Linked DNA regions of Homo sapiens: region 2 is linked to region 1. The links are chromatin loops, found by intact Hi-C in ENCODE. Cell type or tissue: dorsolateral prefrontal cortex. All regions are shown on one strand. Links, peaks and the distances in the headings refer to the core of each region. The heading gives the core; the rest is flanking DNA.

What was found. Peaks named below come from ENCODE experiments on the same cell type or tissue, not always from the same donor. Only the 100,000 strongest peaks of a DNase experiment are listed, where the experiment ranks them.
Region 2: a loop joins it to region 1, with 3 times the contacts of the local background. A loop is called at or near these places in 3 of 110 quality-filtered maps.

What each region holds. Positions count from the first base shown.
Region 1 is chr4:40,908,941-40,925,405 of GRCh38, forward strand. The region is part of intron 10 of APBB2 (amyloid beta precursor protein binding family B member 2); the gene reads right to left. Among named protein-coding and RNA genes, the nearest start is that of NSUN7, 170 kb to the left of the region's middle. RefSeq lists a silencer at 14,892-15,186. In dorsolateral prefrontal cortex, for the core only: a CTCF peak has its summit at 8,152 (motif pointing left); DNase peaks (open chromatin) are centred at 3,887, 7,493, 8,121 and 9,585; H3K27ac peaks cover 1,786 bases.
Region 2 is chr4:41,878,938-41,895,402 of GRCh38, forward strand. LOC124900696 (a long non-coding RNA gene) reads right to left here and starts at 11,995. Exons shown (of 2, transcript XR_007058105.1): 1 at 11,945-11,995; 2 at 4,123-4,757. LINC00682 (long intergenic non-protein coding RNA 682) reads right to left here and starts at 3,674. Exons shown (of 2, transcript NR_104143.1): 1 at 3,543-3,674; 2 at 584-1,876. RefSeq lists enhancers at 872-1,624, 2,377-3,128 and a silencer at 3,932-3,981. In dorsolateral prefrontal cortex, for the core only: CTCF peaks have their summits at 9,369 (motif pointing left) and 9,581; a DNase peak (open chromatin) is centred at 9,374; H3K27me3 peaks cover 1,632 bases.

The DNA of each region.
Region 1 (16,465 bases), core at 3,822-11,821:
ACCGACTAACTGCCTGCTAGCTGCGTCCTCCTCCCTCCAGGCCACAGCACTGCTCTCCACACTGTTTTCCAGAGGTGTAGCACTCTTAGGTCCAGGGGCAACCTGCAGAGGAGCCCAGTGTGGGGCTGAGGCCTCTGGGCCTCCCCTGTCACAGTGGCCCTGCTCTTGCCCTTACACAGAAGGGCTTCTGCTACTAAAGAAAGGCCGGTGCACCATGCAATCACCATTATTTGCAATGCCTGCCCCACAGCGACTCTCATTAACCTGCTGAGCAGGTTCAATCATCAGCACGTTATGAACAAGTCATACAAATCTAAAAATATCAACCAGAAATGCCAACTTATTAATTTACGGAGAGAAACGCCAAGTGTCAGTCGACTGCATGTTCAGGTTGGCTAATGAAAGGGTTTGCTCTCTGCAGGAAACCCACTCCAGTTTTCAATCCCCAGGCCACTGCAGGCTGACAAACAACGATGCAGGCAGAGGAACCTGACAATCAGCATCCTAACAGCCAGGATTCTTGACGATTCTTCACTCATGCCAGAGACACGCCTCCGGGTTGTGATTTAGTACAGAAACAGTTAATTGCATTAGTCATTTCCTGCCCAGGAACCAGGCTGGCATTATGAGTCCTATTTTTATCAATGGAAAATTTGAGCAGAGGTGGGTTCAACCGAGAGACGTAGCACAATGTTTCCAGAATGTCATGGAACAAATTAAGTGTATGTTTACTTAAAGATGAACTTGCAGGCATATCTCATTAGACATATGTAATCTGATAATCACTTATAATCATCATGATACTAGCAGTGACTATTTATCGAGGGCTCACTCTGTGCTGAGTGTTTTATATACAAGTCTGGTCTTGGCAGGGAAAGCATGAAGGTGGGCGCTGACATTTACACATCACTTGCCACAAGCTGCATGCTTTACAACATGTAGCACAACATGTTTTCACAACAACACTACAAAGTAGGTGCTGTATTTCTTATTTTCTAAATGAGAAACTGAGGTTCAGGGAACTTAGTTGAATTGTCTAATGTCACAATGTAAATAAACAGCAGAGCTAGATTTGATCTGAGGTTCACCGCAACCTCTGTCTCCCAGTTTCAAGTGATGGTCTCCTGCCGCATCCTCCCTAGTAGCGGGGATTACAGGCACCCACCACCATGCCTGGCTAATTTTTTTTTTTTTTTTTTGTAATTTTAGTAGAGACAGGGTTTTACCATGTTGGCCAGGCTGGCCTCGAACTCCTGACTTCAGGTGATCCGCCGCCTCGGCCTCCTAAAGTGCACTAGTCTTTTTTTTAATTTTTAGAGAGGGGTCTTGCTTTGTTGCCCAGGTTGGAGTGCAGTGGTAAGATCATGGCTCATTGCAGCCTCAATCTTCTGGGCTCAAGTGATCCTCCAACCTCAGCCTCCCGAGTAGCTGGGACTACAGGCTACGCACTACCATACCCGGCTAATTTTTTCTTTTTTTGTAGAGACGGGGTCTCACTGTGCTACCCAGGCTGGTCTTCAACTCCTGGGCTCAACAGATCCACCTGCTCCAGTCTCCCAAAGTGCTAGGATTACAGGCATGAGCCACTGGGCCCAGCTCCCAGCCCTAGTCTTGATTCCCCATTCTCTGCTCTACATTAGCTGTTCTATTAGCAGAAATGCTCAATCTAAAGGGGGATCCTTGAGATCAGGCCTGTTCTGTGGACCTCTGTATACCCACCACCCAAAAGTGGCCCCGGATGTGCCACATGCTCAAGAAATACTTGTCAGATGAAGACACTCGAGCTTGAGACAGACTGAAATATCATGGCAAGGCTAGGCCAGACCTGACTGGCAGTCCTGGACTACCACTCCCTATTTGTGCCTTCAGCACATTCATCGTCCTTAGTTTCCTCATCTGCATCACCGGAGGGATAATCTTGCCTTTGCAGGCACTGCTGTGGATTCAAGGGGCTGTGAACCCTGGCAACCAGCCCAGCACAGCCTATGGGAAGCAGTTGTTTTTATTGGAATAATAGTAAAATTGTACACAGCCTGGACTCTGAAGCCAGAGATTGCAGTTTGAATCTCAGCTCCCTACTTAATTCCTGTATGACACACGGCAAGTTGCTGACCTTCCCCTGTGTCTTGGCTTTTCTAACATGGAAACGACAGACATAGGGTTGACCCTTGAACAACATGGATTATTTGGACTGTGTAGGTCCACACAGATTTTTGTCAAGCAAATGCAGATTGAAAATAGAGTATTTGCAGGATGCAGAATTCATAGAGGGTTGACTTCTCGAATCCGTGGGCTCCTCAGGGACAACTGTGAGACTTGAGTATGCGTGGATCTGGTATACTCGGGGGTCCTGGCATCAATCCTCCGCATGTACTGGGGGATGACTGTGCTTATGTTCTAAGGAATGTTGGGAGCACTAAATGGTATCATGTGTATAAAGTGCTCACAATGGTACCTGGTAAGCATACAATGTGTCAACCTTTATTATGATTAGCTCTAAATTATCAATAAATCCTGATCTAAGCCATGCCTAGTGATATAAAAGTCATATAAAATATCGATTCAGTCGGGGGACCTAGAGTCAGGTAACATGTCCAACTCCAGGTGTCTTACACTGTAGGCCACAGGGCCAGTTCTTCCTGTGGGCTTACTCTGCCCAATCCAATCCATGTCTGGCTTATCAGGAGCGCCATCATAAGCTGCTGGGGCCTGGAACCTGCAGACTGGAGCCCATATCCAAGGGTCCTGGGACACCTCAACAGAGGTGCATCCTGAGCTCTTAATGTGTCTGCAGTCCTCATAAGTGGGCCTCCAGCTGGTCCCAGACCAACACCTAGGGGGACACGGATTCCTGTGCTGGAGCCGAGCCTCCATGCAGAGCTTTGTGCTAATTTCTTCTCTAGGTACCAGTGGGATCTAGATAACTCATTGTCATGACATCACCTCCCTCCTCCCTCTGCCCCTACACAGACTTTGAGCTTCAGAGCACTGGGATGCTGCAAAGGCCTGCTCATTAAATCGGACCGGCTAGACATGGAACAGGCCTGCAGAAGCTTTGGAGAGTATGGTTTGGACTATTCCTGCACTCAGCGATACGGGACAAGCACAGAATGCAATAATATTTAGTTTGTTCAAAAAGCCAAATGCTTTTGCAAAATACTCTTTTTTATTTAATAGGAAATAGAGATTGTCTTATGGAAGAGTGGGATGGGAACCTGTGGAAAGACATCTTAAATCCAACCCCTGGCAGTCTGACATAGGGCTGCTGTCAAATCCCCATAGCCACACTCCCAATCACAATGCTTCTTAGATACCCCTAACCCACCGCAGCCTAAGGCCTACAAAGACAGCTCAATGGCTGGGCACGGTGGCTCACGCCTGTAATCCCAGCACTTTGGGAGGCCAAGGCGGGCGGATCACCAGGTCAGGAGTTCGAGACCAGCCTGGCCAACATGGTGTAACTCCGTCTCTACTAAAAATACAAAAATCAGCTGGGTGTGGTGGCAGGCGCCTGTAATCCCAGATACTCAGGAGGCTGCAGCAGGAGAACTGCTTGAACCTGGGAGGCACAGGTTGCAGTGAGCTGAGATCGTGCCACTGCACTCCAGCCTGGCTGACAGAGCAAGATTCCTTCTCATAAAAAAAAAAAAAAAGGACAGCTCAGTTATTGCAAAAGTATCTCTAAGAATGCTCTGAGAGTGACTGTGGAAATTCCCCTGGAGGAACAGTGAACACGTTACACAAAAGGGAACTTCATCAAATCTGCTGCTGGAGATGCTCAAATGCCAAGCAAATCTGAGTGTGTGGCAGTAAACATGAGATTCACATCCCACCTTCTCGGAGTCTGAGTAAGGGCCCATGGAAGTCGAGGCCAAGAAGCTCGGCTGGCAGAATCCCGCTTCTATTCCTGCTGATACGCAGCAGATGTCTGCGCTACTGGGAAACCATTCTTACTCCCTGAAAGTGTGAGTGGTATTTTAGTTTTCCCCTGCAGGAGTCTTGGAAAAGATTGGAAAGCAAGTCCTGAGGTCCGCATGGCTGATTTACACTACAGATTACGTTTCTGCTGCTGCAAAGCTGAGAAACGTTATTTGCAGAGTAAGCACAGAGGAAAATCGGAATGCACACCAAACTGTGCACATGAAGTGGAACATTGCATTTCGCTGGGAAATGAGCTCTAGGCCACGTGAGCTCTAGGGGAAACGCTGATCCTAAGAAAGGAGCAGAGACAGCCTGCAGTCAGCAGTCAGGCTGTACCCGCCAGTCTGGGGGGTCAGAGCTGGGACGCTGTGGGCCAATGGTGAAGTTACACAGTTCAGTCTCAAATAGTAACAGGTATATTTGCAATATGGAAAATGTAATTCTCAAATAAATAAACAAGTGTATGGTTTTTAACAACTGTTTGCCGTAAGCATGCTCCCTAGGCGGAATCTGAGGCAATTCAGAACTAGTTTGGTACTCTCTACCCTAAAATGTGCCTTTGCACATGAGTCCACTCGGAATAATGCCACTGAGCCTTGAATAAAGTCCTTCCTCCGAATAGCTCAAGTGCAAATACACTCCATCCCCATCATGTGCAGATTCCATATCTGCAAGTTCACCTACTTGCTAAAGTTTATTTGTAACCCCAAAGTCCATACTCCTGGTGCTTTTGCGGTCATTTGTGGACATGTACAGGGTGGCAAAACACTTGAGTTGCCCAATGCACATGTTCCTAGCTGAGGTTGAGCTAAGTGACATTCCCCTATCTTGTTTCAGTTCTTATACTGTAAAGAGGTGTCCTTTTTGCGATCCATTTAGTACCACTTTTTTCACATTTTCGTGCCCTTTAGCAGTGATTTTGCTGTTTAACATGGCTCCCGAGAACAGTGCTAAAGTGCTTTTAAGTGCGAGAAGGCTATGAGGTGCCTTATGGAGAAATACTTATGTTAGGTAAGTCATTCAGGGGTGAGTTATGGTGCTGGTGGCCATGAGTTGAAGGTCAACGGATCAATAACATACACTAAATAAGGGGGCTGGGTGTGGTGGCTCATGCCTGTAATCTCAGCACCTTGGGACGCTGAGATGGGCGGACCACCTGAGGTCAGGAGTTTGAGACCAGCCTGGCCAACACGGTGAAACCCCATCTCTACTAAAAATACAAAAATTGGCCAGGCAAGGTGGCTCACACCTGTAATCCCAGCACTTTGGGAGGCTGAGGTGGGCGTATCACGAGGTCAGGAGATCAAGACCATCCTGGCTAACACGGTGAAACCCTGTCTCTACTAAAAATACAAAAAAAAATTAGCCAGGCATGGTGGCAGGCGCCTATAGTCCCAGCTACTTGGGAGGCCGAGGCAGGAGAATGGCGTGAACCCGGGAGGCGGAGTTTGCAGGGAGCCGAGATCACACCACTGCACTCTGGCCTGGGTGACAGAGCGAGACTCCATCTCAAAAAAATCAAAAAAACAAAAAAATAAAAATCATCCGGGTGCAGTGGCTCACGCCTGTAGTCCCAGCTACTCCGGAGGCTGAGGCAGGAGAACTGCTTGAACCCAGGAGGCGGGGGTTGCAGTGAGCCGACATCGCGCCATTGCACTCCAGCCTGGGCAACAAGAGTGAAACTCCATCTCAACAAATAAATACATAGGTAGATAGACAGACAGACAGATAGATAAACAAATAAATGGAAACACATAAAACAAGGCTAGATACTGATCAGGTGATGAAAATGTTGTGACCAGAGGCTTGCAGGAACCTAACTCTGTATTTCCTCTAGGAGCAATGCTTCAGTATTCACTAATTCAGTGTTGCTGGTGACTTTATAGAATTCAATTGCCGCAAATGATGAGAATCAGCAGTATCTGTCCTTCTTCACAGAGCAAGAATGGAGGGGCATAGGATAGCAGGGTGGGGGGTGGTGCTTAATTACTCTTAAGCTTTCTAGATTTTGGTGTAGTGAGTTGCAGGCACTAGAAACCATGAGTCCCTGGGTTTTTGTCCTAGTTCTGCTACTGACTAGAACCTTCAGGATGTCACCTGATTTACTCAGACCTCATTTTAGTCATCTGACAAGAGAGGGGAAGGGGGCAGTTGAGGAGGGAGAAGGGTTTGGGCTAAAAGATAACTCAGGACATTGCCTGCTGTGAAATACCTCTCAAACACTTTATCCGACTCTTGTCCCCACTGGTTATTCCTTTGGCTTAAAGGCACAGTGGCCTCCAGGCCAATCCTTCATCCACTAAGGACTCATCACCATGGGCTCCCCCCACCCTCCCAATCTACCTGCTTCCCTCTCTCATCTCGTACTCAGTGTCACCTTCTGGGAAGCCTCCCTGATTACTTAAAGCTGCTACTCCTCCTGGCACTCGCTCACACTCTTCCCTGCTGTTTTTCTCCATAGTAAGTCTTTTCACCTGATGTACTTTTATTCCACTTGTGTGGTTCTCTCTCCACACCCTGGAATGTACGTTACACAAAGGCAGGGACTTGGTCTGCAGTATCCTCAGCCCCGGAGCGCAGAGCCTGATCCTAGTGAGTGTTAAATGAATGTATATCTGCGAAGTTGGCCTTAAAACAATACCTGGTACTCAGTAAAAGTTACTGATAACTATCTTCAGGGCTAATTTCACTTTTCACTGTTGTTTTCTAAGAAAGGTTTTACTGTACCAGTCACCAAGAAATGAAAAGTCTGCAACTTTTTGCAAAGTGTCTGAAATGAACTCAGTGAGTTCATAACGTGCAAAGACCTACAAAGACTTCAATTAAAAGCACGGCTGTTCCCAACCCCAGAGAGAAGATTTATGAAGTCTGAGCTCTCCAGGCTGACTCCTGGGATTCTGCACTGTGCTCTCGGGGGAGGAGCATTTAACCACAGCATGGAGACCCAGAACACAAGGGCTCTGGGACCCCGGAACCCGGCCATCTCATTTCACGAATGAGTAAATCCAAGTCCTGAGAGCATTAGCCAGAGTTGTGACTAATAAGAAGGAAGCTCTGCCTTGAGGGAGTGGAGCTGGCACTGCAGGGTCCTGGGCCCTGTGTGAGTGAAGTCTGTCTTTAAAGAGTTTCTTTGGTAACTGCCCAACACTCAGGGAAATGGTCCCTGACCGACTGGAACTCAGTGTGTAATGCAAAGGTGAAGTAAATACAAAGAAACTCTCTGCCAAGATAGGCATGGTAATTGCAGAAGAGAAAACATTTTAGGTAGTTGTTCTAAAGAATTTGCTGTAAATTAGATATGATGAATTCCTACGGGGAGGAATGTATGTGCACAGAGCTGAGACATGAAAAAGGAGACCACAGTCAGCCACAGACTGGAATTAAGGCTAGAAACCTAACCCCAGAGCTGAGAAGGTATCTGAGGAGGAGACATCTCTCAGGCTAGACCTGAAGACAGACAGACAGACAGACAGACAGAATGAAGTGCTCCCTTGTGGCTTCTGCTCACAAGAAGGCAAAAAGTGGATGCTGTCATTGGCAAGCCTGTTCCAGAAGCATGTGTCATGTTCCTAAGATAGTCACTTCCCACCCGTTCTGCACATGGAGATTGGCAACTGTTCCTCAGTATTGGCTGAGCTGCGATTTTCAAAATGCAAGAAGATATGTTTCCCTTTGAAAGAAACAATTTGGCCCATGTAGACTTATGTGGTTGGATTTTGTTCCAAGTAGGTAACATACCCGTGTCTCTGTGCAATCATGTCTTACCCTGTGTGTACGTGGCCACCAGGAAAGACAGACAGGGAGAAACTGAAGGAAGCCCAGGAGGTCCAGAAACTAGAAACTATTCTGAGAGCGAGCATGACTGACCGACCCTGGTGATCACACAAAAACAAGGAGGGACCCAGAGGATGTTGCGAGGCAATGGATTCCCAAAATTCCAAGAGAAGCAACCGCAGGTGAGATCCTGTTGTGAAGCCTTGAGATGGTGACGGGGCAGAAGTATGCAGTGAACGGGAGACCTGAGTGTGGAGTCTGTGGTGGGGAAGGTCAGAGGGAAGAGGGGAGGACTTCGTATCATGCAGCCTACACAGCCTGCAGGCCATGATACCACGTCCCTGGGCTCTGCTGCACCGCAGACTTCTGCAGGCTTCCTCAAGTGGCCAGGGCTCTCACTCAGGGTCAAGTCAGGGCGGCAACTCCTGTGCTGTGTTGACTGCGGCTCATTACTGCCACCTGTGGGACAACTGGGACTGTCTTCTGAATGGACCTGGGGTGGGTCTAGTGATTTGAGGCCCTGCAGAAGTTTATTGATCCCAAATCTGAACTCCAACTGCAGATGGTAGCTCATCTCTTCACCTTCATATTCTGCTATTCTCTAAGTGAACTCCAGCTCCCCAGCTAGCCCCAGAACCTGGCTTTTAGAGCTGAACTCCAAGATTTCTTGTCTTCAGCTTGATGGATGAGGCCCATCAAAGAAAGGGAAGTGACTTGCCCAAGGTCTCCCGGGCTGGAAGCAGCAGAGACGGGTGAACAGTGGGGTCCTCTGTCCACAGTACTCATCCCACCACCTGCTACGGTCCCCTGACAAGCCACTGAGGTCAGGGTCCCCATGTGTATTTTTTTCATATCCCACAATACCTAGGTAAGTGCTAAGCAGATAACCAGTACTTAAGATCTCTCAATGAATTTTTTTCATCCAATGAGAAAATTTAGACTATCCAGAGAAAAAAACACCAAAAATAATTAAAGCAACATGAGTTCTGTGAATTATAAAGGTAGAGGGAGTTGAGGTCAATTTTATCAGAGAGGGAATGGGTTATCTTAAAGTATTTGAATGAGTTGGGAAAATATCAACCAAGAGTTGCCCTTCTACAGGATATCAAAGAAGTAGAAGCTTTGGAATGATGAGGAGTATTTGCAGAACAGTAATGGTGAACTTCTTAAGAAAAAGAGATGTTAAAACAAGGAATCCTCTACCAAGGGTGCTGTGTGCTTTTTATCCACAGGGCAAAGGTTTAAAAACAGAGTGATCAGTTAACTCTCCCTATGAACCTTCTTGTTTTAACAGAGATGAATGGACCAGAGACTCAGGTTTATTCTGTATCTAGGTTATAATTCCACATGCAAAACGCAATCTCTGTGAAACTTATTCCATGACAATGCAATACAGCTTCCCATTTCTCACATTGCTTTTGAAGGAGAGGATGGCAGTTCACACTTTAGCACATAAAACAGAACACAATATTATGAATATTTTCACTTATTTACAATGTGACGTATCCCAGTGCTGGCCAAACCACTCTATCATAATTCTATGCAGCTTAATCTAGTGGGAAAGGGACTAGCTTGAACTAGCACATCCCCACACTGGCTAGTACACAGTTACTGAGCACTGGCCAAGCTCATCTCTACAGACATCTTTCAAAGAGAGAGGCCCACAAAGAACTCCATAGGAATGTGAAGGTGTTTTGCAGGCAATGCCACACCAACACATGCTTGAGTGCCACTGGGGAACCTCTGAGCTATCTGTGTCAATTTTGTCCCCAGTATTAACTTTTTAAGTTAAAAGATTTGGGGGAAAATGTTTTATAGGCACTACACTATTTACCCACAGCCTATCTCTTGGACAGTAAGAGTGCTTTAATGCCGTTAATGGCAGCAGGCCAGATTCTGTGGCAATCCCCATTTTTGGCAGTCCTTGTCACTCTCTCAATAACAACACGAACACTGGGGGGAGAAGCAGCAGAGGAACTCAAGGAGCATGCAAAGGAGCTATGTTTTCCTGTAAAATGGGGGCAGCTTTCTTTCTTTTTCCTTCCTTCCTTCCTTCTTTCGGACGACTTCCTTCCTTCCTTCCTTCCTCCCTCCCTCCCTCCCTCCTTCCTTATTTTTTCTCTGTTTTTTTTTTTGTTTGTTTGTTTTTGTTTTTTTTAACAGAGACAGGGTCTCACTATGTTCAGGCAGGTCTCAAACTCCTGGGCTCAAGCAATGCTCCCACCTCGGCCTCCCAGAGTGCTGGGATTACAGGCATAAGCCACCATGCCTGGCTGCAATTTCCATTTTTACATTTATATAGAGCCTTGAGGTGAGTTTCTTTTTCTTTTTCTTTTTTAGCTAGTATAAAACCCCTGTGACTAAAGCTGAAGTCTTTTCAAGCAGGCCTCTGGAGGTTGAGAACAGACTGGGCTTTCACCAGGGGTACAAGGAAAGGAAGGCTGGTAAGATAAACTCAAGAGGCATCCTTTCCATTGTGGCTGAACCACTAAATAAGTCTGAACTGGCAAGTGCTTTACGTAAATGTGCTCCAGAGTAAAGAAAAAGGGACAGTAATTCATTCTACGTTAAGTAAAAAATCTACACAGGCACGCACATGCACTTACTAAATATAACCAGTGAAAAATTGTTTCAAGGCTTGTTTTGTCCATAAGAGGAGGCGACAAACACCCCCATTAACATATAGGAACTTCTTTACACATGTCCTCACGGTCACCTATCTGGAAGTTACGTGAAAACTTTCTCACATCATCAGGTGCATTTCTCACGTCATCAGGTGCTATCTACATTTTAATGCATCCTCATTAATAACCAGTTTATTGCCAGACATTTCCCACTTTAAATTTCTCTGGAAAAAAAGAAATCCATGCTGCTTAATTTAAGCTATGACATACTGTAAAACACTGCTAACATCATGATTCCCAGGCTCAGAGAATGAGGTGGCCTTAGAAATGGTACACACTTGGGACTGGGCTAAGCCCCACATTGCCTCTAGGTGACTCTGTCCACACAGCCGCCCAAACGGCTAACTCACCCCGACTGGCAGGACTGCTGGGACCCATTACATGAAAATATTTTGAGGACAGTTTTGGAAGACAAAAATTATACTTGATGTTTAGAGTAGGCTGTAGATTATCAAAGCATCTCTACAACACGTCTTGTTTCATCTTCGCAGCAACACTGTGAGGTTCCCAGACTAGGCAATAGCGTCATCCCATTTTACAGATGAGAGAAGCGAAGTCCAGAGAGGTTTAGCCACACGGCTCATTGCTGACAGTAGGGGGCTAGAACCCAGGTATTGCTGCTCCTGCTTCATCATCTTTCCACTTGTACCACGGCCCTGCACTGGGGACAAAGATTCTCTGGCTGTTTTTTCCTCTTTTGTCATTCACTGGGAGTCAACTGCTCGGGTATGTCATTAATATGGTTTGGCTGTGTCCCCACCCAAATCTCATCTTGAATTGTAGCTCCTATAATTCCCACGTATCATGGGAGGGACATGGTGGGAGGTAACTGAATCATGGGGGCGGATCTTTCCCATGCTGTTCTCATGATAGTGAGTAAGTTTCACGAGATCTGATGGTTTTATAAAGGAAGTTCCCCTGCACACCCTCTCTCTTTCCTGCTGCCATGTAAGATGTGCCTTTCGCCTTCTGCCATCATTGTGAGGTCTCCCCAGCCATGTGGAACAGTGAGTCCATTAAACCTCTTTTCCTTTATAAATTACCCAGTCTCGTGTATGTCTTTATTAGCAGCATCAGAACAGACTAATAACACACAAACACAAACCACACACATACACAAAACTGCATTTTCTCTTACCTCTCCATCTTTAAAACAGTTACATGTCTTTAGGTGAACCTGAGCTTAAGGAACAGAACTCCCACCACAACAACCCCACAGGGAATCAGGGGACCAAACCAAATGCAGGCTTTAAAGGGCAGGGCAGGGCCGGGCTGGACGCAGTGGCTCATGCCTGTAATCCCAGCACTTTGGGAGGCCGAGGCAGGTGGATCACCTGAGGTCAGTGGTTCGAGACCAGCCTGGCCAACATGGTGAAACTTCATCTCTACTAAAAATATAAAATTAGCTGGGCATGGTGGCATGCACCTGTAATCCCAGCTAGTCAGGAGGCTGAGGCAGGAGAATCACTTGAATCTGGGAGGCGGTGGTTGCTGTGAGCCGAGATCACACCATTGCACTCCAGCCTGGGCAAAAACAGCAAAACTCCATCTCATAAACACAAAACAAAAAACAAGGCCAGGGACGGGCTGACCTACACTGAGAGGAAGGGTAGCCCAGCAATGAAAAGCTTGGACTCTGGAACCAGACTGCCTGGGTTCAAATCTCAGCTCTGCCATTTAGCAGTGGAACAGTGATCAAGCCACCGAACCCTCTGTGCCTCGGCTCCCTCAACTCAAAATAAGAGACCCTCACAAGGCTTGTGGGAGAACAGAGCACTGTGAGGCTCGTGGCAGCATTTCCAGAAGTGGTGATAAAACTGAAAGACAGAAAACTGAACTTGTCCATAATGGCCTCACACCACCTTTTTGTATTTGTGCCCATACATGCTAAATGCTCTATGAACATCGGCTAACATAATCATTATTGTACTACGGGGAAGAACACAGGCCTTAGAGCCTGCCTCCTTGGGTTCAAATTTCAGTTCACCCACATAATATATGTGTGATTTTAAGGAAGTTGTTTAGGTTCTCGGAATCCCAGTTTCTTCGTTTGTACAATGGGAATAATAACTTCATCTCCCCTGCATGGTGGTTCTGAGAATCAGACAGATGCATGCAGAGCGACCAGCACACGGCTGGACCTGAAGAAATGTTCATTTCCTTCTCCATCCATCCTCTACTCTTGCCAAATGATGAAGGTCGACACTGGATGCCCATTCATTCCATTGTTTCTAGCTCTCAACCAAAACACGGTGAGATGCATAAGAATATCTGAAGAGAAGAGATGAGCCTGATGTAGCATTTTGCTTTATTTATTTAGTGACACTGGCCCACTGCATTGGTGAAGAGGAGAAAAAAACTAAGTACTTTCTACAAATACGCTCTAGGTTGCAATCTCATCTGAGCTCGTAACTGAAAAAAGCATGGCTCTCAGGAGAAGCACTTTTTGAGAAATCACATGCTTTCGGCTCTGGGTTCCATGTGTCATTTACACGGGTCCATTTTCCAGCTTTGCTAGAGACAAGGGTCGCTTGCAGTTCAACCTGACCATTGGTAATGTGGCTGGGGCAGAAAAGTGGGACCCTGGTGGAGACCTTTCTGCCCCTTCCTGAGCAGCGTGTCTGCCGAGAGAATGAGACCATCATGGATCGAAAGGGACACATATCCTATTGGTGCCAACAACAGAGGGGGAACTAAGCATGTCTGGCTAGAGATCTGGGGTAGGAATGTGTGGATTCAACAACTAAATACACCTTTCATGAAGCGATCATTAGTCTGAGGGTCTCCTAAAGCTAAGTGAAATTATTTATGTGTTAGGGCTTAGTGAACTCATCTAACCGAACTGCTTCAACATGAAGCAACAGAAATCCAACTTGCAGTGCAGTTGCAAGCTACTTCTTCAATTCCAGCAGCACTGTAATTGTCATTCTTAAATGATATTAGCATTGTCTCTGCTGCATTATTTTGTTTCCTTCCCCAGTCTGACTGATCTACTACCCTGCTATGTATGTACTAGCTATTGAATACATACATGCCGAGTGAACAGATGAATCTACTGCAGACTGCTGTTGAGAGCTGCCACTCTTGGTGTCAGTTTAGAGTCTGAAAATGTGGAAGGCTGACTACTGAAATGATTTTCTTATAAGCACGAGTCAGAAGCAGAGGGAGAACTCAGACCTTGATCTTTGTGACTTAGCTATAGGGCCTCACAATTGGATGAGATTTTAAATAGGAATCCTATAAGTGACAAAGTATTGTGGCTTAGCTAGAAATGGCTTGGCATCTGAATTATTTATTTACTTATTTTTTGAGATAGGATCTGGTTCTGTTGGCCAGGCTGGAGTGCAGTGGCGCAATCTCGGCTCTGTGCAACCTCTGCCTCCCAGGCTCAAGTCGTCTTCCCACGTCAGCCTCCTGAGTAGCTGGGACTCCAGGTGTATTCTACCACATCCAGCTAAATTTTGTATTTTTTTTTTTTTTTATAGAAGGGGGCTCACTATGTTGGCCAGGCTGGTCTTGAACTCCTGAGCTCAAAGGATCCACCCCGCTCGGCCTCCCAAAGTGCTGGGATTACAGGCATGAGCCACTGCACCCAGCCAGCATCTGAATTAATCTAATTGTTCTGTAGGAAAAACCATCAGTTCTCCATCAATTTTTTTCTTTTTTTTTTTTTGAGACGGAGTCCCGCTCTTTAGCCCAGGCCGGATTGCAGTGGCACAATCTTGGCTCACTGCAAGCTCCGCCCTCCCAGGTTCACGCCATTCTCCTGCCTCAGCCTCCCGAGTAGCTGGGACTACAGGCGCCCGCCACCGCGCCCGGCTAATTTTTTGTATTTTTAGTAGAGACGGGGTTTCACCGTGTTAGCCAAGATGGTCTCGATCTCCTGACCTTGTGATCCGCCCGCCTCGGCCTCCCAAAGTGCTGGGATTACAGGCGTGAGCCACGGTCGTGCCCAGCCTCTCCATCAATTTTTAAACTGCAAATAAAGCAGAAATGTTTTCATCACTATCTAAATACCAGTATCTGGCATTAAGCTCTCAGGCAGCAAGCCTGAGAGAACAAGTTCTGAGACGTGCTGGCTCTTTTCCAGATGGCCTTGGAATGCCAGCTTCAGGACCCCCAGGTCTCGACCAGCTGGCCTTCCTGGAGCACCCAGACCTGCTGAATGGATGTCCCATGGCTACTCCTGCCCGAGGCTGTTCAGTTCTGTGATTATTCATGGCCCAAAATTCTGTGCCAAGAACCCACCAGGCCAGGTTCACACACCTGCCGCTCTGGTGCCATCAGGATGGCGGCTGCTGCCACCGCGGCTGGCTGGTGCCCATTTCCTCACCTGTTTCCTACCTCATTCCTTCAGGGGAAGAGGGAAGTCTGCCTTTCCTTCATTAGCTTTTCCAGGCATCTGCCCATCAGAGGGCGCAGCTGCCAAGAGTTAGACAACAATGCATCTTGTTTCAACAGCACCCTTCAAAACTCGGGGACTCACACACGGCTGCCAATTCCTCGACCGCTCATTCAGGCAAGTGTAGTGACCAGAAGTTAATAAGGGAAATAACACCGTGCTTCTGCCAGGAACACGGCATTATGCTTGGCCGAGTTGGCAAATAAAGGGAGGAAAACAGTTTTAGAAACACAAAAGCTGTCCTCCGGGATAGGAGGCAAAATGAGCAGCCAAGGCCAATGGCAGTGAGTGTCTGCACCACTCAACGGAAAAGCAGGATGGACAAGGGTCAGGGAGCCTGGCTTCGGGTCCTGCTCTGCCACGACCAGCTGTGCAAGCTTGGGCAGGTTACTTTCTCTGCGCCTTCTGCTTTTCCTAAGGCTGGAATGAGATGATCCTTATTTTCCCCTTGTGAATGCCAACCTAAAAGCCATGCATGAGAGGCTGAATCTCATTCAGCCAGGACTTGATATATCCATCACTGGCTCTGGACCTTGGTTTCGTGATTCAACCATGTTGCTATTTTCTGCCCTGTACTGAAGGCACTAATTTTGAATGACTGAAATGTGGGAATGACATGTTTGGCAGATTGTACCTCCCAAAGATGGCTGCATTAAAACCTCCCGTCCTATGCGCTCCTTGTAACGTGAACTTGCCACGTCTCATCAAGAAGTGGAGTCTGACAACTCTGAACAACAGAATACGGTGGAAGTGACATGCTGCCATTGCCAAGAAGAGCCTTTCCTCACCTGGTGGCTTCACCTTCCTGCTTCTTAGAAGCTGGACACCAGGTAAAAAGTACAACTGCCTACCCAGAGACCACACCATGAGAAGACCAAGCCACATGGAGAGGCCCTGGAGGACGTGAGGAGGAGCACTGAGCCAGGAAGCAGGTTGGAGAAGAAGCCATCTTTGAAGAGGATCCTCCAGCTCCGGCCGCCCCCATGTGGATCAGGCAGGAACTGCACCGCCAAACCCTCCCCAGACTCTGGAACCCACTAAATCCTGAGCAAAATAAATAATTGTTTTAAGCTACGAAGTTTTGGTGCAGTTTGCTACATAGCACGCAGGAACAGATAACAGAAACAATGTTATCCACAGTATTGGGCAAATACAGATGGACCTCATCTTAACAGATCTGTTCCTAAAAGCATTTGCTGAAAATGAACACAAATTTACATATCAAATCATTTTCAAAGCTTCCACACTTACATTTTTTGAAAAGTATGGTGGCGGGGGGAGAGGGAATCACTAACTCCAGTGACAATTCAAATATACTTATTAGCTAAGGTATCGTCTCCTTCTGGGAAACCACCCGAGCCACCCCTTTCAACCAGCCATGGAATATGCCCCCGGAACAACCCCCATTCGTGACTCAGTAGCTCAGCTCCTGGTACAGTGCATTGAATTTGCTTGTTTCTTCTCCATTACTTGAAGGCAGGGGCCATATCCATTCCTTCTGGTAGTAGGAACAGTATAATGGCGAATGCATAAAGAATGCTTATTATGTGCTAAGGACTGTTCCAAGACCTTTACATGTATATTTATAGTGTTTATAGTATGTCAATTCAATGTTTATAACAGCCATGTGAGGTTGGCTCCATCATTACCCTCATTTTGCAGATGAAGAAACTGAGGCACAGAG
Region 2 (16,465 bases), core at 5,229-13,228, 970 kb after region 1:
TTATAAACCATAATGGCGATGTTTATGAAGGCCGCAATACCAGTGTATGAAGACAATTTTATGCCTAATTAGAAAATGATGTAACTCGAGAGAAGACAAAGGAAAGCTGTCCCCCTCCCGTTTCTCTCTCTTCAATCACACCCCCTCCCCACATTTCCTAGGGCCGGACCCCTTGTGAGTGCTTAAGGCTGAAGGACTCTGTTTTGACAGTAGCTGGGCTCCCCGCGCCCCGCTGGCCCTGGCCGCGCGACAGGAGGCTGCAGGCACGTCCTGCGGCTCCGGGGCGAAGGCTAGGGAAGGGGATAGAGGGAGGTCGCTGCGGGGAGGGGGACAGAGGCAGGCACAGAGTCCTAAAGAGATTTGAGACTCGCGCTCCTGCACTTTCTATCCCACGCGCCCCCATCCGAGGGGACCTCACCCCTGGGAAGACTCCAATAAATGCAACCCGGCGCCACTCGATTCCGGGATAATTTTTAATATATATGCAATAAATGTTCACTTTGTTAGATTGAATGACAGACAATAATATCGGCAAATCTTCATATCCATCCATTACCAGCAAATGAGCCGCACAAAGGACAGATTTGCTTTTGATTAATTTATTTGCAGACTCGGGTTGATAAAGCAATAACTATTTGGTTAAACTTGACATTTGGTCTTCAGGGGGTTATCAGACAAATCTCTGTCGCCCAGAAGAGATAATAAAGCTGTTTAAAGGGGATTAATTATTAATTGGCTGCAATTAATTTCCCCCCTTTTCTCGGCTGCTGCCACAATTCGCATCCCTCACCCACAAACAAAAGACAGAAGTTTGCCCTCCTCCCCACCCACTGACCTGGGGCGACGAGGGGATCCCCAAAGCCCTGAGTGAAGACGTGATCTCTTGCACCCCGGTTATTCCAGTGCAGACTATTTTAATGAACCCTTGGCAAAACCTGTCCATGTCTGTCCCCGGCAGCTTTTCTGGAGTCGAGGGTGCGATTAAGCATCAATCTGAGGGTCGTGGATTCGGAGCTGAATTTCTAGTCTCAATATTTTTGGTTGTAAGGACATCAGCTCACACCCGTTGTTATGTCTAAATCCACACTCCCCAACTTGTTTTCTTGGGGCAGCAGTTTGGGGGCTGAGCTGGAACCTGGGTGTGAGAGTATCACAAGCCCGCCCTACTGATCACGCGGAGAGGATTCCTTCTTCCCCTCTTTACTCCGCGCCCTGCCGCGGAAACCCTTCCCGTGGCCTCGAACTGGTCCCCGACGACTGCGGGGTACGCGGGGCCCAAAGCCAGACTCTACTCCCGCGCAGATGCGGGAAGACTCCAGGCTGTGCTTGAGCTGTTTTACTGGGCCTGGCCGAGGAATAAGCGAGCCTCAGCATGCTTGGGCCAGAGCGAGAAGCATCTTCATGACCCTGGGGTGCCCCTTCCTTTACTAATAACCTGTCAAGACTTTAAAGAACACATACTGAGACTAAAGCCCACCAAGCCTGCCTGGCCACAGCGCAGGCTGCCTCGGCCTCTCCGACATCCACCCGCTTCCAGGGACCTGTACGCTTTCCTTGGGTGCGAACTCGAGTCCAGGACCGGCAGGGTTCTCGCCTTAATCTGTACCACCGTCCCGTAAATCTGTCGCTCAGCCCATAGCCGGCCTTTGATCTCCAAGCGGAGCAGCTGGACAGGTGTCGAACTGCACTTCCCTTCCCGCTCTGAGCCACCGAACAAACTTGGCCATGCCCGGAAAGGATTCCCGTGCTCAGGGAACCTGGGGCACAGGAGAGGGTGGATAGGCGCGAATAAGCGGGCTCCAAAAAGTGGTGTGGCTTGGCAATCCTATTCGTTCTTGGCGGGCAGAAAATTCAGTGCGAATAATCTCCAAATACCCTGGTTGGAGAAAAGATAACTTGTAGAAAGAATGTGACGGGGATGGCCAGGTCAGATAACAAGCTCGGGTGTTAGTGAGCGTAATCTGACCGCAGAAAAGCTGATGGGAAACCTGGGCTTCGCGCCGCGTCCCGCTTTTCCTACTTTCCCATTCCATTCCCATCTCCCTTCCCTTTCCTTCCCTTCTCTACCTTATCCTCCATTCCCTTCCCTTCCCTTCCTAGGCATTTAAATAAGAACAAAGATTACACCCACAAAAAGAACCTTGCCTAGGAGCGCGTGGAAACAGCAAGGGCGCCCGAGCGGGAGAGGTTCCCTCGGTGAGGGGGTCCGCGCAGCGGCGGACCCCGCACCCCGGCCCCCAACGGCGCCTAGGAAGTTGTCACTCCTCTCATTTAAAGCCTCAGAAAAATGCATTCATGAGATTGTTTCTTTATTTTTCCTTTCTGCCCCTCTCCGCATTCTTTGCCTATTTGCTTTACGGCTTTTCAGCCTTGTTGAGGCCAAGAAAAGAAACCAGGTTCTTTTCTCTTGCGATTGGATCCGTATTCCCAGTTAGGGCGCCTTTTGATGTCCCCATTTAGCGCCTTTGACTGGTCAGCTGAATGGGGCCGCCTGCTTTTGTCCTTTCCCACAAGTCCCTTCAGAAAGATCCCTTTAAACGCCCGGTACCCGCTGATGGATCCGTTTTCAAACGGCGCGGGGACGGCAGTGCCGGAGGCCGCGTCTCCTTAGTAATCGCGCGGGCAGGGCTCGGCAAGGGGTCGCTGCAAGGGTCGCGCTCACCCGCCCCGGGTTTGGGCGCTGGGGGTGGGGAAGGGAGAGAAGGTTCGAACAGTTTTGTCTCTCCCGCGCCCCGGCTCCCCCAGGGTGCTGCGCCTCCAGCCGCCCCGAGGCGCTTCCCCCGGCGTCCGCGCGCTCCTCTCCGCAGGGGTCTCGCGCCCACGGTGCCGCAGCCGCGCGGCTCAGCCGCCCTCCGCACCCGCGCCTTTCCAGCGCCCGGGTTCCCAAACCATCGCTAAAGGCGGACGGGGGGCGCCAGGAGTAACGGCTGCTCCCCGGAGACCCCACCGAGCCCAGCGCCCGCCCCCGCCCCCTGGGCGCCCTGCCCCATTTTCTCCCTTTCCCAACTATCCCAGACCCCCAGAAGGGCCAGAATTTTCCAGAACTGTCCCACTCCACCCGCGCCCAGGGCTTCTGCACATTGCCCTTGGCAGGACGCGAGCCGGTCGAGGGGCATTTAGGGGTGGCCCTGCACGGCCCTCACTGCTGTCCCTTCTTCTCCCTCCGTTCTCCGGGCCAGGGTCCTCGGAGACCCCGTTCCGCGGCAAGTACCCCTCCCCCACCCCCGGAGGCGGGTGCAGTGCAGGGCGGGGGCGGCGGTCGCAGCGGCTCAGAAGCCGACCCTCCTTGAACCCGAAGCTGCCCTGGCCCGAGTATCCGCACTGGCCTGGGCCCGAGCGAGGCTGCAACCCTGTGAAACCCCCTGCAAGGCGGAAGCCTCCAAACCCAAACGACCCCGAGGGCGATTCCGCCAGAAATCCAACGCGGGCCCAAATAAAGTCCGAGGCCTTTTTGTCGGAAGCCCGGGAGGTGCCCGGCCAAGGTGTCCCCTGCCCGGCCAAGGTGGGGGCTCGAACCCTGAGCGGCCGCGCCGGCTACTTACGTTGAAGGTGCGCGCATTCCAGACGGCTCTGACCTGCCTCCGCCGGTCTCGATTATTTTATACATTTCTCGGCGATACACTTATAAACAAGTGGAAATTTTGCATCCTACTGCACCATTTTATACATGATGAGCCGTCAGTAATAGGATTATTAAACAAAAACCGTCTCAGGCGCTGGCGTTAACCTTTTTTAAAATGGCTAATTAGGTTTTGGACAGAAAAATTAGATTTAACATTGCTTACATTGCCTACATTTTCAGTTGATGCTCCGGTAATTTCGGATAGGCCGGGCTGCCGCCAAACAAAGAGATAATAAAAAATTAACTATTTTAACATATATTACAGATCTCCTATACCAAAATAAGGCAAAGAATATTTTCATGATCAAATATTATATACATAAAACTAATTATCTTTTTTCGGCAGCCTCCATCAATTACCGGGGAGGGAGGGAGCGCGGGGCGGCGCGCGCCCTCTGCTGGAGCGCGCGGGGAGCAGGCCGGGCCCTCCCGGTGTGGTTAAATGAATGGTAACACGCATGGCTCGTCCGCCTCTCTGCTTCCTCTAGACATCCTTTGGCTGTTTTCATCGCTCGTGTTTATTTCCTACTACCATCAAGAGTAGTAGCTCGTGACAGCCTTAAGCATCTCGGTAAAAATAAGGTGCCTACTAAATTAAAATGTTTCCCTACCAGCGATTTTACGGGCGACATGGAAAGTCAGGTGTCCAAACACGTAAGGCCCTGGTTTTGCCATGTAAAGCCAGCCTGGTTTTGACAGAAAGGCCCATCGCCGAGTTTATCTGGGCCTTTTATTTACACAGACTTCAGTGCCGTGCCAAAAATAAAAATAAAACAAACAACAACAACAACAAAAACCACATATCCAGTAGGCTAGATACTATATAGAGAGTATTCCCACGTTGTCTCAGATTAATTTAAAGAAATCCTAAAAGGGCGTCTTTGAGGCGTTTGCTGGACTCACAGGAGCGGAACCAGGTTTCCAAATGGTATTGTTTACAACAATACTCAATACTGCGCTCCTGCTCTTTGCCTAGAGGTAAACGTGTCCCCGAGGCCAGATGTTCTTCTATTGTGCACAGGCCCATTGACTTGGAGCCTTGCTTTAGGGATAGGATCTCCGTTTTACTCAGAAGGGTTGGAGGGTGAAGGTGTCCTCTCCTTGGGCTTTGCTCCTATTCACATGAAGCAAACAGCTGTGGGACGGTGGAGAAAGAGCAATTAGGGAGAAGGATATTTATAATCCCTTAAAGGGGCAAAATAGAATAAGAGACCCAAAAGAGATTATTTGAGGTGTTAAAGGTAAAAAAAAAAAATCAAATAAATAGAGGCTACAGAACTGCCTATAATAAAAATTATTTTAGAAGAGCTTAAGTCCCTGTCCCATACTTGTATATAACACTGCTACAGTTATAAACCATAGCAATCTCTTTTGAATGAATGACGAGTTCAGACCAAGGGCCTTTTATTCAGTTTACCCAGTTTCATTATTGTAGTTCATCATTCTTTAAATCCTTCAAGCCAGTCTTACAAATAAGCACAAAAAATGAAAAATTACCAGCCCTGAAATGTTTTATTAGTTTGCGTCTCCCCAAGGCTACATAATGTTATGCAAGTGAAAGACCATGAAATCAATAAAATCTCCTAGTTTTCTGCTGGCCAGTCCGAATGGCTATTGGCCTTGAGCACAAAAGTCCACAAGGACTGGTAAGGTCGATTTTGTGCTATTTTGGTCTCCACGGGCTGAATTTCAAAATTCAACAGGAAGCACTAGCAGATAGCAGATCCTTGGGCTTCGGATTTATTTGTTTCTCTTGTTTTACAGAAAGACCAGCCTCAGTGACAGTCACACTGTATGGAACAGATTCAACTGGCCCACTCTTTTTTAATAAATAAATGACATTAAAGAGTCTGGCAGTTCTGGGAGGCAGGGTTTTATGAGCTAATCACACCCCTGGGGGGAATTTGGTAGTGTGTAGTATAGTCTCACCCTGGGGGTGTGATTACCCTATGGTAGCCACACCCACCCATCATGCTTTATTTCTTAACCAATAAATCACTACAAATGATGTGATCTGCACAGCCATATATCTCAGGCCCCTCCTTGCACACACAAGCAGCCCCTGCTGGTGAAACCAGTGGAGCAAAGTGATGCTCCCTGAATGGACATATCCCATCCTGCCCTTTGTGATAAAAATTTTAAAACAAGGGTGTGTCTTAGGTCTGCCTATTTTTTCCTTTCTTCTATTGAGACATTAAAAAGGGACCCTGAGTTCCTCTTGCCACTCATGTTCCCATCCCTTTGATTTCCCCCAGAAGAGTGCCCAGCTTGGCATTTGGTTGTATTTAGTTGGGCTCCTGCTAGATTGAAACATGAGTTTTTCCTGGGAATTCTGGTTATTTGTGATCCTTGGGTGAGCAAGGCGCAGGCTTTTGTATTGTAGCTCTTTATCAGGGCATTGCTGGGACTGGCGCACGTGCTCTTAAAGGTCTCTTCGGATAATCAGTGTCACTCCCATTGTAGTTGGATTCCTCCAGCCTCGTTTTCTTTCCCTCCCCATGTTCCATCTTCCTCAGTAAAGCATTCATTTGCTTTAACTTCACCTAGTCTAATTGACAGGATCCATTGTCATCTGCCTAAAACTTTTGTTCTTCTCGTCTTTATCCCTCTGAAGTGAGAATGCTATGCCCCCTCCAACCTTTTTTTTTTTTTTAAGATTTTTCTAGCTGATCGCATACAAGGCAGCACTCTGCATAAAAAGGCAATGGCTAACCCAAGACAGAGTAACTTACAGACCCCAGAAGCCGAGCAGGAGCTGCACTACAACCTGAAAAAGGGCCCACACATTTGAGGCCTGGCACAGGGCAAGGAAACATACCTATGAGGCGACAGAGTAGAGTTTTCTTGTTGGGTTTTGGGAAGAAATAAATATTTTTTGAACAGTGACATAACTTGGACTTCTCCCACTTGAGACAAAACTTGAGAACTTGCTGCCAGATCTGGGGGAGAAATTACATTAAGGAGGAGGATTCCACCTCCAATATCAGCCCTGAAAAGAAGTGAGAATCCTGCCAGCATTCGCAGCCTGGACATCTGGAAAACTTCACTGTTCTGACCAGAGCTTGCCACTCTAATCCTCTGATCTCTTGACAGTGGTTCTGATCCCACTGCCAGCAAGAAACAGTGCCTGCTGCATTTGGGGATGGGGGATAAGGAGAGGGCTTGGTAGACTGTCATTGGAAGATCATGAGAAGAGATCTCCATATTTTATGGTTATCTAGACAATGAATCTGATCTCAATTTATCAGGATTACTTGACCTCAGTGGCATGCATTTTCTCAAAGGTGAGTTTGGAGCTAAGAAGGATATCCATTAGCTTGACTAGTAAAAATATGTTGGTTAATGGATTCTACTAGACATTCACATTCAGATTGATTACTCTGTTATACTCTTATGAAGTACAAAAAATTTACCACCCCTTCTCCGCCTCAGAAGCACACATCTGTGTTCAATAGCAATCACTATCAAGGAAGTTTCATTTGAGAGTTGCCTGGAATGCCAATTGATTCTTTTTTTTTTTTCTTTTTTTGAGATGGAGTCTCACTCTTTCACCCAGGCTGGGATACAGTGGTGTGATCTTGGCTCACTGCAACCTCTGCCTCCAGGTTCAAGTACTCTCCTGCCTCAGTCTCCCGAGTAGCTGGGATTACAGGCACTCACCACCACACCCAGCTAATTTTTGTATTTTTAGTAGAGATGGGTTTCACCATGTTGGCCAAGCTGGTCTTGAACTCCTGGCCTCAGGTGATCTGCCTGCCTCGGCCTCCCAAAGTGTTGGGATTACAGGCGTGAGCCACTGAGCCTGGCCAATGCCGATTGATTCTGCCCTATTTCCACAAAGACACGATGCAGTCAACCAGTATACTAGTTCTTTTTTTTTTTGTATCCAGTTTAGGGGGATGATTCATGCTACATGCATCCCCCATGTCTGGAAAAGTGAGCCAATACCTGCATGTCTATTCATTCTCTTTAGATTGACCCCTCCTCAGGCACCTTGTCCCCTAAACCCCTTATATTTTCCTGGCAATCCATCTCTTTGACATCTTCCATTTTTTAAAGTCTTGTTTTTCTGTAATTGGTGGCTCCCTTCTTGGGGCTGACAGTGTTCACGTGTGGCAGCAGAAAGGGTGCTGTGTTTGGAGTTGGGGGAAATGACTTTGAGTTCCAGATTCAGGCATAGTAACTGTGGCTAGAGTGGACGAGGAAGAAATGTCCTACAGAACATTCCGATTTCATTAGACTGCTTTGGGGTCTGAGACTCAGTACTTTTAAAAACTCGCCAGAGCATTCTTATGTGCAATGAAGGTTAAGAGCCTCTGTTCTATACTGATGCATTGAAGGAGCTCTTGGGGTCAGGGACTCTACGAGGCCAGGACCAGAAGAGTGGGAAAGTCAATGGTGGGGCATCCACTTGGGCTTTCACTTCAAAGGGAAAAAACCCTCTTCCTTGTGATACTGCTCAAGCTCATTGTAAATAGTGTCCTGAATGTATGCTGGAAAAGGGAAAACATGCATGAGCTTCAGTCCAGGCTCTAATATTCCTGTTTTGTGACTTTAGACCAGTCACTTTATTTCTCTTGGGCTGCAGTTGTTTAAAATCTCGCAATGTGGAGATGACAATCTCTAGCACACGGGATTGGCATGAGGGTCAAACTAATACTACTACTATTAATAATAACTGCCATTCATTGCATTCTTATTCTGATTCTCAGGCACCCTCCAAGTGCTTTATGTGAATTATCTCATTTAACCCTTGCAAAATTCCATCTAAGGAAGATCTTATGAGGAAACACTGTGTTGAAAAGTCCTTTGTAATTAATAAAACCTTGTGAATGTATGATATCGTGCTCCACATAGTTTTGCAAAACTCCCTTACATATATATTGCCCAAGGGTATATAAATGAAAAGTAGAGACACTAAGATTTATGACTGGCTCTTTTAACACCAAGGTCATTGATCTTTCTACTATACTCCACTGGTTCCTGGATAATTGCAGATTATGTAATAGTATGTTTGAACTCAACTGTTCCTTAGTTCCTTGCTAGGAAAAATCTAATCCACCAAATCGGCTTCACCAAGATGCAAAGAAAGCTCAGAGTTTAAAATGTTTGATTTTATTCTATCATGAAGTATGGTTTCTGTATTCTGGCAGTGGGATGTATCTATTTTAAGGCTAAATGTCATTTCTTGGCATATGAAACAGTCATTTATTTATTCGGATGTGAAGTCCTTTAGATTTGCCAAGATAAGGACCAGTAGTCCTGAACTTGGGGATGCATTTCTTAACTGAGAAGCTCATAGTTCTGCTATTACAGCTACTGCTGCTTTCACCACATTTTAGAGGAGGCAGGCATTATAAAATGCCCTTTGATGAACATCTATGTAATTGAAGACTTAATACTCCCTCTGATTGTCACTAGTTCTCTTGCATTTAAATCCTGTTCTGTACAGTGAATTTGGCCTTGGTTCAGTTCACTTCATAGAGTGCCCCCAGGCCCCTCATTTATCTAGATGGCCCTGAGACTGGATTGTAGATTAGTACTACCTTTTGCTTTATTCTGTCTCTTGATTGTCTGTCTACCAGAAGGCAGGAACAAGGACTGGTTCTTCTATGTCATTGTATCTCTATAAAAGTTTTATTGAAACTGAAACTTATTTAAAATGCGTTTTATTTTTAAGTTACAGGTTTTATTTATTCTAGTTATTTCTGTCCTTGGTTTCAATGAGTGGACTGCCCCCTGGTGGACAAGAACTGTCAGCTCACATGAAAGTTAGCATGCTTTTGTAATTTCAGGCCATAGTCTGAATTATTTTTCTTCAATTAATATGAATTATATTCCATGAACAATAAGAATTGAATTCATAATATGTCAAATTCAATAAAAAAACAGAACTCTAAGATTCCTCCAGATATTCTTGGAATACCCTCAATTATGAGGACAGGGCCATAATCTTTGTACAGCAAATTTCCATTTTTCTAGAATGGCTGGGGAATTGTGAATTCTAATTCGGTTATCTTACAGTCGCTGATATAACTTACATAGGCTAATCATTTGCAAAGAATTAGTACACAGTGTGTAATGGAATACATGGACTGCTGAATGTCAATTTCAGTAGTACTTGACAATAATAGTGAACACTTACATAATACTAAGTACATCAGGTACTTAAGTTCATTTAATTTCCCCTTTTCTATGAATAGGTATGGTTACTATTGCTCTTGTGAAGATGAGGCAGCTGAGAACTGTCACACAGCTAGAAAATGATAGAGCTGGAATTTAAACCCAGGTCATGAGTTTCCAGAGAGCATGCACTTCAACCCTATGATAAATGGCCTTGCTTATGAGTTACAGAACATTTTAGGATGTCACAGGATCTCTCTTCTGAGCATTGCTGTTCACCAGTGTAGAAGTTGTAGGGGATTAGAATTAACCCTATGTCAGACCCAACCCCTTTCCCTTTCCACACCTTCCACTACCCTTATCACTGTGACACCTATCAGAGCATTGCACGTATTAAAGGTGCAGTAAATATCTCTTATCTATGAACTTGGATCATTCAAAGCCTTTTTTTTTCCCAGAAAACCTCAGCTCTCAGTTTATTTTTATTCATTTCTTTCTTACAAAATCATGGTGGATCCTACACAACCAAAATATGATTATTTAACTGTTTCGTTCAGGATAATATATAAGATTCTTCACACATGTTAGACTCATATGTGGCATATCCTGACCAAAGCAAGCTTTACCCAACTCAGTAAAGAAGACTATGTATCTGTTTTCATTCTTTTGAGAAAAAGTTTCTTGTTCATGCCAGATGAACCACATCTGCATTTCTGCATATAACATGTTAAAGGGTTTCTTTGACACTGGACTTAATGCAGGTCACTGCTATGGTTTGGATATGGTCTGTCCCTGCCAAAACTCATGTTGAAATTTGATCCCCAATTTCGCAGTGTTGGGAGGTGGGGCCTAGTGGGAGGTATTTAGGTCATAGGGGCAGATCTCTCATACATAGATTAATACTCTCCCCTGAGGAGGTGAGTGAGTCCTTCAGGGAATGGATTAGTTTCCCCAACAGTGGATTGTTAAAAAGCATATGACTTCCTCTGTTTCTCTCTCTTGCTTCCTCTCTTGCCATGCAGTCTCTTTGCACACATACCTGCTCCCCTTCCACTTGCCACAATGAGTTGAAGCAGCTTGAGACCCTCACCAGATACAGCTGCCCAATTTTGAACCTTCCAGCCACAAGAATCATGAATCAAATAAACCTCTTTTCTTTATAAATTATTCATCCTCAGGTATCCTGTTATAGCAACACAAAACAGACTAAGACAGGCACAAAAAATTTTATTGAAAACTGAACTCATAATCTAAGATGAGACCTTTACAACAAACTTGAATATCCTGTGAGTTTACCCTCTCAAAGGTGGCCGGGGAGCATGCCCAGCCCTGCAGTGCTCCTTTTCTGGGTGATCCATGCTGTTCTTGTCCCTAGCAGTTGAGATACTTGCTTCTAGTTTCAAGTCCTTATGGACTTCCTTACTCATCCAGAGCCTGGCTTGCTGGGGCTGCAGCTCTCTGACTCTCCCATCTGACTGCCAAGGTTAATTCATCATCTTTGCAAGAGGCAAACGCTCCCTTTTGATAGGAAGAGCCACTTCCTATTTGGAGAACCAAAATCAGATGTCCTGTTACACAGAAACATGGACTGTTGACATTGCCCATGCCACTTTGTTTAATCACTATGGCTGACACTGTGTGGGTTTCTGTGGCACACTGGTCAGCACACAGTAAGTAGTAATACGTTAAGTTGGCTGTTGAATGTACCTGGGAATACACCATGAGCCAGTTTTGTTTCTGTACAACCATTTTCCTGGGAATCAATGCAGCTCTTGGAAACTGCTTCAGGATAGTACATACAAGCACACACTGCAGCAATGTTTTTGAAGATATGAGAAGGAGGAAGATGTGCCAGTGGTTCAAGAAACATAACATGGTTTTAAAATACAGCCTAATGTGTTTAGTAACACAGGTGTGCTACTTTGTCTTAAAATTAAATATTAACATGGCCAGAAATCTTCCTGTTTATTCCTGCTTCTAATAAAGCTAACTTTATGTGGTGTTTGGTTGGTTTTAATAAATCTAGACCACAGAAAGAAAAACACTTCATCTGACAATACAACTTTAAAGCACCCTATTTTAGATACCTACAAAACGAAATTCTCATAATTATCAAGCTTCAACTATCAACATAATTAACATGGGCTTTAATTAAGTTTCTTTTTTTTTCCCCACTAAAAAAAGAAAAAGAAAACTTACCATCTGCATTCACCCAGAAGCACATGCATGGTTGAAATCAGACCGTCTGGGTGTTTTGGACACAAAAGAAACCTTTGACCACTCTGATTTGAGCATATGAGTGTCAAGAACCCCCAGAACAGAGCCAATCCAAAACGCGCTACAGTGTTTCTATTCAGAGGCCATCAATGTGCCTCTTTAACGGTTTTTCAGAATCCCAGGAAATTGTGATTACATGGCATTAGCTTTTCATTTTCTGAAGAATGGATGAAAAGCATGAAAGTCCTCTTGACAATGTGAAGAAAAGTATTTTTGGTTCTGGTATACTTCTGCTGTTTTCTGATAAACACTACACAGAAAATGCCTTTAAGATACCACACAATTATACATACAATTGTAGCTCAGTGGTGCCCGTGCTAGAGAGACTACAACCTTATCCAGGGAGAAAAAGACCCCCAAATGGCAATTGTTCTCAGTGAACAGTCACTTAGTCAAGGATGGTATTCATTCTAGCAATATCATGAATTTATTTTCCTTTCTCTGTGAGATGCTCTTATGTTACCATGGAAGTAATCTTAATTCAGCATTTTTTTGGGCAAGGTGGGGGTTGGCGGGGGTGATATTTCCAAGTAAATAACCGTAGGTTTTGACTGGAAATTTACTTCATTTGGCTGATTCTGTACTTGCTATATTGAAGAAGAAAGTACTTAATAGTCCATTGTGTGTACAAATTGTGAAAATAACATTGGTCTGGTTATATTACATGTGGACCAATAGTATTTACCAAATATCAATAAAAAGCACAAAGATTGGACCAGATTGTCAGTGGATTCTAAGAATATTTATGCAAACCCTAAGATTCCTGCAAGATTCAGGTAAGAAACCAAAGTAGAAATCATGGAATATTTTATGGCAAGATAAGGATTGAGGCTATCACCACTCACGCTATTATCCATTAACTGTATTGCAAGCTCATCAAATGATATTTAAGTCTCAGCAGAGACCTCAAAGGCTCTAAGCGTGTGCTTTTTGAATTTTAATGGTGTAAGAATTGCTTGGATAGGTGTTTATAAAAGATTCAGATTCTCAGATTTCCCTCAGAGATCATTTTATTATATCTAGAGTGGGGCCCAGAAGCCCGCATCTGAAAAAATATACCAGATGATTCTGCAGCAATGGTCTATGTCGCTGTGTCACCCAGGCTGGAGTGTAGTGGCATGCCCACAGCTCACTGCAGCCTTGACCTCCTGGGCTCAAGCAATCCTTCCACCTCAGCCTCCCAAGTAGCTGGGACTACAGGCATGCAGCACCATGCCCGGCTGATTTTTGTCTTTTTTATAGAGATGGGTTTTCACCATGTTGCCCAGGCTGGTCTCAATCTCCTGGGCTCAAGCGATTTGCCTGCCTCGGCCTCCCAAAGTGCTGGGATTACAGGTGTAAGTCACTGTGCCCAGCCTGTGATTGACTCTTAAAGAAAATTTTTAAAAAGTACAACTATTACATATCAACTAAAAATGAAAAGAAAAATACATTTTAAAAAGAAATATAACTTAGCCCTTTTTAATCCACTTGAAATACCTACCTAACCTTCAGATCGTCCTCATCTGTTGAAGTACTTGTACTCATCTTTTTAAGATTAATTCATCCCCAGGTTTGGATAAATATATATCTTTCCTGTCTCCATAGTAACGTAGTTATAAATGACCACTTCAGTGTCACCTAGCTGGGAGAGCAAAGGAAATGCATTGTGACAAAACCCCCTACCACAGCCATACATATCTTGAAACAACTCAAGTTAGAATGGACTATCATTGACCTTGATATCTGCTTATTTTGCAATGATAGGGAAAATGGTATGTGCTTTTTTTTCTCCCCTCTTCACCCATTTTGTATATCCTAGCTTCTCAAAGTGTGGTCTGTGGACCAGTAGCATCAGTATCACCTGAAAGTTTATTTGAAATACAGAATCTAAGGCCCTGCCCTGACCTACTGAATTACAATCTGCCCTGTGAACAAGATCCCTTGTGATCCCTGAGTATATGAAAGATGGAGGTGGTGAACAACAGCCTTTTTTAGAAAGCAATAAATGAAAGAGTATAGGTTTCCTCACAGCAAAGTTAAGCATGCTGTATGTAACATCAAAATGAACAAGTAAGTTCTATGGACTAAGGTAGACACTTTTCTTTTCCTTCTAAGATCATGTATTTGACACTACTACAAATGATCATTCTGGGCTCTATCCCCAACTTTTGCCCCTGAACCTGGGATAGCCCTGTAACTTGGGCTATCTCAAGATTCTTATTGCCGTGACAGTATTTCACCATGGTTCACTGCTCTTCCTCTCCCAATTCCCCTCCCACCTCCCTCCCTCCAGACACCAAGTCTCACTTCAACAGACTTGATGAGTCTTTCCTATAAGCAAGGCCCTGGGAGAGGGGCTGGAAAGAGGCAGATGCAAAAGAGAACCAAGAAGGACTCTGCCTGCTAAAAGATTGTGACAATAAGAACAAAGATGCGGGCCAGAGATGGTGGCTCACACCTATAATCCCAGCACTTTGGGAGGCCAACTTGGGAGGATCACTTGAGGTCAGGAGTTTGAGACCAGCCTGGGAAACATAGCAAGACCTCATCTCTATAAAAACGTTTTTAAAAAAATAATGATCCAGGCATGAAGGCACACACCAGTAGTCCCAGCTACTTGGGAGGTTGAACCTTGAGCCCAGGAGTTCGAGGCTACATTGAGCCATGATCATGCCACTGCTCTCCAGCCTGGGTTAAGAGTGAGGTCCTGTCTCTAAAAAAATTGAGCCAAGATGGGGCTTGAGAAGTACCAGGGCCCATTGTTAGCACCTTACAAGTATTAACACAGTCCATCTTTACAATAACTCTGTGGCATATGTTATGTACAGTCATTTGCTGAACACCACACAACTGGAAAGGCCACCCAACTAGGAAGGGGCAGAGGGTTGGCTGCAAAGGTTGTGCTCTGGATCACCATATAGGAAAATGGGAGCAAACTAGATGGTGACTGCTAGGGGAAGAGGAGCACATGAAGCTCCCACAAAACCCCCATCTCACAGTGTGTTAATCTTCATGTCAAGTGTGAAGCAAACACAGTTTCCTGCTTCCAAGTTCCACCCCTGCCTTGACTCCTGCACTCATTTCTCTTCAAAGGAACTACTGCCATTTCCACTGAGATTGGGTGTATATAGAAACCACAGCACTGCAAGGCAGATAAGTGCTGTGGAAAGTAACAGCAGAGTGCCATGGAAGCCTGGAGAGCCAAGAGGGTAGTGCCCATCAGGGAACTGGGCCAAAATGAATCTACTTTGCAAATTAATTTCTAGGCTTCCTGAAGGAAGTGGCATTCGTCAAGCCATGCGGGTCATGCAGCTGGCTAAGGGGCAGAAGGCCCTCCAGGCAGTGGGCACAGTGCCAGTCAAGGTATAGGACTGGATAATGCTAAGTCATACCTAAAGTTGTGTTCAGCTGCTTGGAGGGGCAAGTGAGAGAGAGCATAGGAAGAGCAGTCACCCTCTCAGAGGTGACTTGTTTTGCTGTGTTATACAATAAAGACAGCAAAAGTCTTAAGTTCATTTCTAATTCACATGCTTGTTCATCAAGGCATGGTAACTCAACTTACAGTTTAGCCAGGAAGAGGCATATTTACCATTGCGTTGGAATCCCCTTCCCTGGTCGGAGGCAACTCCTACTTTGGAGCCTACCCTGGAATCTCAAAATGTCAGTTACCCACTTTCCCAGCTTCCCTTGCAGCTGGGACCAGAGATGCATCAGTGTCACTGTCTGAGGAGAGTCCATGTAGAAGACAGTGGCAGCAGAGGTGGCAGATACATACAGCTTGAAGAGCTGTCAGTGGCTGTGGTTTTAGTGCAAGAGTCCCCGGTTCTGTGTGAGTGGTGGGGGTCGTTCAAGTTGTGTATCTGGACCTACTACAGCAGCAGTGCTGGCTTCACAGGGCCAGTTTCAAAGCATGATCTGGGGCACACACGTACACACATGTACTGGTGCCTTCTGGCTGTATAGTCTGTAAGACTTCTCCAGATGAACCGTTCAGTATTCTTTAATAAATTTCCGTTCTCTTTAAAACAGCCAGATTTGCTATATCTTGCTTGCAACTGAGAATCGTGACTGATACTTTCAGTATGTCAGAGAATAAACTGCATGCCCACAAGGACTTCAGAACTTAGCCCTTCCTTTTGTATACAGACTAGGTGATCTTGCACAAGTAATTTTAATTTTTTTTTTTTTTTTTTTTTGAGACAGACTTTCACTCTGTTGCCCAGGCTGGAGTGCAGTGGCGCAATCTTGGCTCATTGTAACCTCCACCTCCTGAGTTCAAGTGATTCTCCTGCCTCAGCCTCTGGAGTAGCTGGGATTACAGACGTGCGCCATCACACCCAGCTAATTTTTGTACTTTTTAGTAGAGACAGGGTTTCACCATGTTGGCCAGGCTGGTCTCGAACTCCTGACCTCAAGTGATCCACCCACCTCAGCCTTCCAAAGTGCTAGGATTACAGGCAT